2 separate regions of the Homo sapiens genome follow, and region 1 is linked to region 2. A link is a loop called in an ENCODE intact Hi-C map of the cell type or tissue named here. Cell type or tissue: heart right ventricle. All regions are shown on one strand. Region 1 overlaps NIPAL3 (NIPA like domain containing 3). Region 2 overlaps RCAN3 (RCAN family member 3).

What was found. A loop is a pair of places that touch in the nucleus more often than their neighbours do. Peaks named below come from ENCODE experiments on the same cell type or tissue, not always from the same donor. Only the 100,000 strongest peaks of a DNase experiment are listed, where the experiment ranks them.
Region 1: it touches region 2 in a loop (2.1-fold over the local background); 4 of 110 quality-filtered maps call a loop at or near these places.

The regions. Positions count from the first base shown.
Region 1 is chr1:24,437,368-24,439,867 of GRCh38, forward strand. The region is part of intron 2 of NIPAL3 (NIPA like domain containing 3); the gene reads left to right. Among named protein-coding and RNA genes, the nearest start is that of NIPAL3, 23 kb to the left of the region's middle. In heart right ventricle, a CTCF peak has its summit at 1,438; DNase peaks (open chromatin) are centred at 344, 834 and 1,324; H3K4me3 peaks cover 1,321 bases; H3K27ac peaks cover 1,538 bases.
Region 2 is chr1:24,525,988-24,528,487 of GRCh38, forward strand. The region is part of intron 2 of RCAN3 (RCAN family member 3); the gene reads left to right. Among named protein-coding and RNA genes, the nearest start is that of RCAN3, 24 kb to the left of the region's middle. In heart right ventricle, a CTCF peak has its summit at 1,386 (motif pointing left); no DNase peak of the experiment used is centred here.

The DNA of each region.
Region 1 (2,500 bases), 89 kb before region 2:
TTTTTACAAAATAAAAGCAGATTGCCTTTTTTGTCCACCAAAGCCATGGCTCTAAGGGGGAAGAAAAAACCTCGCTCATGTTTATGAGAAGTTGGGCTAATAATAAACATGTCCCAAAATGCTTTCCACAAAGTGCTGATTCTGTTGAGCTTTTTAGTTGCAAGTAACAGAAGCAAGTTCTTAAGCAAAATTGGGCTGTTCCTGGCTTCAGGAAGGTCTGGAACCAGGAGGTCTGGAACCAGGATGGCCCCAGGGTCCTGAGGAGCGACAACTAATGATTTGCTCAGGCCTCACCTTGGGCTGAAGGGAGTCAACCTTTCTTCAGCCTTTGTGTTTCTCAGTCCAAGATCTGGATCCCAGAGAAAGAGATTCTGGGCTGCCTGGCTTGGGTCACACTTGGGCCGTGATGTCTAGGGAGGATGGAGCACTGGGAATGACAGTTCCAATAAGACCGTGTCCAATGGGGAGGGGGCGGAGGAGAGTCCTCCCCAGCAAAATCAGGGTGTCGTTTATCAGAAGAAAAGGAAAGGATTAAAATGTTAGTCAAGTGAGAGTCATAGATGTTTACTCCAGATGCTGATGGCTGGATTCCAGGTTAAGAGTTCTAGAGCCAAATGAGTTTGAGAACCTGAGTTAGACAAGGAGAAACTCCCCTGAGAGCCTCTAACATGCTCTGGGGGCCTCCCAGCAGTGGGTAGAGGATGCATTGCCTTTAACTACATGGTGCTTTTCTTGCCTTGGCACCCCATTAGCATCTCTGGGAACTCAGCTGGGGAAACCCTGGCTGGGCAGGTCTCCAGCGAGCCTTTTAGCTCTGAGATCCTGTCATCCCACAGGAAGGACGTGTTCTGCCTGCAGGTGGCTTTATTCTGTCTTGCTGCTCATCGGGTGAGTCAGAATCAGTTCCCAGCTCTGACCTTTTCCAGGTGGGGGACACATCTCAGGTGTGGTGAGGTTGTGGCAGAGCTGGGACTAGACTGGGGTCCCCTGGCTCCACATCTTTCCCTTCTGTGGCAGCGCTGAGCCTTGTTGGGAGAGAAGTTAAGGACAGCTATCCATAGTGATTTCAGTTGGTGGGCCTCCCTCTCGGTCCTCCTGCCCTCTCCCGTCCCTGGCCAACTGCCCCTTCTCAGGGAAGACCTGCCCTCAGCTCTCTAAGCCCCGCGATCTAGGAGAGGGCAGGGGGGAGGGTTGACTTCACTGTTACTGCTGACTGTGTCCTGAGGGGGAAGCCTCGGCCAGCTCTGGCCACTGCGGGGCAGCTTGCTAATTATCTGTCTTTCCAGATGGACTGAACATATGACAGTGAGGACTGTTTGTCTTGTTAACTGCCGATTCCCTAGGGCCTGTCCCCCGCCTTAAAGAATGGGCAGGATTTCACCAGGGAGGGGAACCAGGCGGGGTTGGGAAGAGAACATGCTGGGAAGGAGGTTGCAGCATTGGCCAGCATAGAGCATTCCTTGGTGTTCAGTGGTGGAATATGGATGGAGGGTGTGTTGGGGACTTGCTATAGTGTGGTTTAAATGCTAGTACACTTTGACCCAGCAATTCCACTTACAAGAATTTGTCCCAAGGGACTAATCCATACAAACGCACAAAAATGTGTGCACTAGGCTATTCAATCACAGCATTGTTTTTTTAAAAGGAAACATAATAGACACGGGGGACTCCAAAACGGGGAGGGGTGGGGGTGAGAGTTGAAAAATTACCGATTGGGTACTGTGTTCACTTATTTGGGTGATGGGTTCACTAGAAACCCAAACCTCAGCATTACACAATTTACCCATGTAACACACCTGCCCATTTACCCCGACTCTAAAATAAAGTTAAATGAAAAATTAATAATAAAGGAAACAGCCTAAATATCCAGTAATAGCAAAGCAATGATATAAAATATGGCACATCCAAAAATAATGAGTTATTTGACATTTAATAAAAATGACAAATTAGGTATGCCTGACAGGGAAATGTGCTCACAATATGTTAAGTAAAAAAACAGATTATAAAACAGATGGTAATCTTATTTTTATAAAGTAAATTAACATTTCCATTGATATGTAAATTTATGGACAGAAAAATGTTTGCAGGAATAAGAACCAAAATGTTTATAGTCATTATCTCTGGGTTATAGAATTAAAAGTGACTTTTCTATTATGGTGGTGTTGTTATTGTTATTTTTTTCATTTTTTTCTCATGCTACCTTGTCTAAGATATTATTATTTTTATCTATATATATTTCCTATTTAGTCTACAATGAATATATGTTTGGTAATCATTTTAGAAAGTACAAAATTCCGTGCCAGGTAGTCTGAACCTAACTCATAGGTGATGTAAATTAACTTTTTATAAATTGAGTAATTGACAATGCCCTAAGCAAGTGAGCCAGTTAAAAGAGTTTCATTGAAACCCTCTGGGAAATTGAAGACACTATTGACAAGATAGCAAAAAGTATTCTCTGGCCTATATTTCTCTTGTAAATTCTGATTTTGGAATGTTGCTT
Region 2 (2,500 bases):
TATTTATGCTACTTCAAGGGGAAAATGGGTGTGGAGGAGAGAGAAAGAACACAAAACTCAGTAAAAGCTTGCTAATCGGTTCTTGCATGGCTTCATTTTTGTATAATTCTTTTTAAGAGAGAGAGACAGGGTCTCACTCTGTTGCCCAGGCTGGAGTACAGTGGTGAGATTGTGGCTCACTGCGGCCTCGAACTCCTGGGTTCAAGCAATCTTCCCACCTTAGCCAACCGAGTAGATAAGACTACAAGCGTATGCCACCATGCCTGGCTAATTATTTAATTGTTTGTAGAGATGGGGTCTTGCAGTGTTGTCCAGGCTGGTCTCAAGTTCCTGGCATCCCACAGTGCTAGGATGAATGGGCCACTGTGCCTGGCCATTTTGTTATAATTCTTAATCCTATCACAGGTATTGGATTTTGGAAGAGAGAGAGAGAGAGCGCCGTATAACCCATTGCTGTCATCTGCATGTTACATTCAGTTACAGTGTATTTCTGGAATTTGAAAAAAAAATTATCTTGAAGGGAAATGGGAAGAAGGATATGATTATCAAGTAACTGTTTGCAAGATAGCTTCTGTCATACGATGCGTTGGTACTAGGAAGAATTCGTTGTGGGGGGCTAGGGATAATACATGAGCCTTTTCCCTTGGGCAAGGAAAATGTTTAATGTACAGAATTACAAAGTACTAATATTTTATAAGCTATTCTTTCTTAATTAGTTCTTCCTTAATTTCCATTGTGTTCAATGTTAATATTTCTTAACTATCTCACATAGGAATTTTAGTATTTTCTTAATGTTTAAAATACATTTAAAATAAGCTAATACCAAGAACCAAATGGGATGTGATTTTGCAAAATCTCAATTCTAATTCTCTTTAAAAGCGACAAAGCTAGCCACCTTTGAAATGGATGCTAAAGAAACTTTGAAATGTATCCAGAAGCAATAATAATTATCAGCATTTAATATACTTACATATTCACCTTCCCTTTTAAGAACTGATATGCTACTTTAAAATCCTTACTATATCTATATAATATTTTGTTATTTATGTATATTACTTTTTTTTGAGACAGTCTTGCTCTGTTACTCAGGTTGGAGTGCAGTGGCGTCATTTTGGCTCACTGCAACCTCTGCCTCCCAGGCTCAAGCAATTCTCATGTCTCAGCCTCCAGAGTAACTAGGACTACAGGTGTGTAATTTTGCATTTTTAGTAGAGATGGGGTTTCACCGCATTGGCCAGGCTGGTCTCGAAGTTGATCCGCCTGCCTCTGCCTCCCAAAGTGTTGGGAATACAGGCGTGAGCTACCGCGCATGGCTTTCTGTATTACTTTAATATATGGAAACACGATAGTAAATAAGAGTAGGATTAATCTTAAAACTGCCCCCTGCTGGAAGCAGCTTGCAGTCCACTGAAAAGCCAGACTGAGTAGAAGGTCTGACATAATATATTTTTTTAAATGAATTGACAAAAAATACATAGTTTTTAGGATAAATGATGTTTCCTCAATAATGAAGGATATTTGAACACTGGAAGAATAAATATTGGTGCACAAATTATTTTATATTTTATCTAGTTGGAGAAATGTTGCAAAGTGGCAGGTAAATGTTCAAATTGAGAGAAGTTAATAAATGAGGGAGTGTATAATTTGCACTTCAGGATCAACAGATCATTGAAAGATCTTTACATAGGCGAAGCAAGAACAAAGCTAATTTATAGGTTCCTTTTATTGTGTTACCATTGCCAAGCCTAAGGAATATTTCTAAAGGTATTGAGAAGTTTCTTGGATCCATTTTATTGCATTTCATTTATTAAACTATTGCCTAAATATGTTTTCTGTAAAGAAAATTTAATGTTGCTTTTCTTCTAGTGATTGAAATTAGGCTTTTCATTATCCCAATTCATTAATAAATGGGAAAATAATTTTTTTCTCAGCCTCATGAACGACTCAAATATTGCTCTCTTTCTTTTTCTCTAGTCCATCTCAAAATACTCAGGAGATATACACGTACTGCAAATTATATAAAATAATTTGTGCTCAGATATTCTTCCAATGCTTTTCACCCCAAAATGCATTTTTTGTGGAATTACATAGTCCCAGTATGAATTTTGAGAAAAAGGTTTGATTGTTTTGCCTTTGTGAAAGAGAAACTGTGGCTATAGGGAGTTAGGCATCTTTAAAGAAGTTGCCAAACGTACATTAGCATCTTTCATGGGAATTTCATTCAGGGGAGGAAAATAGAGAAAGAGAAAAAATAGTTGGAAAAAAAGAAAAAAAAAAAAAGAAAAAAAGAAAAAGGAAATGAACACAGAAAATCTGAGACAAACAGATAAAATAAGATGGTAGACATCCCAAAATATCAGTAATCAACAATGGACTAGTTCCTCTAGTGAAAAGACAGTGAGTGTCAAACTGTGTTTATTTACATACAGGCACACACATGCATTATACACACATGTATTCTTTTTATGAGGCATATCTAAAACATAAGGATACAGAAAGG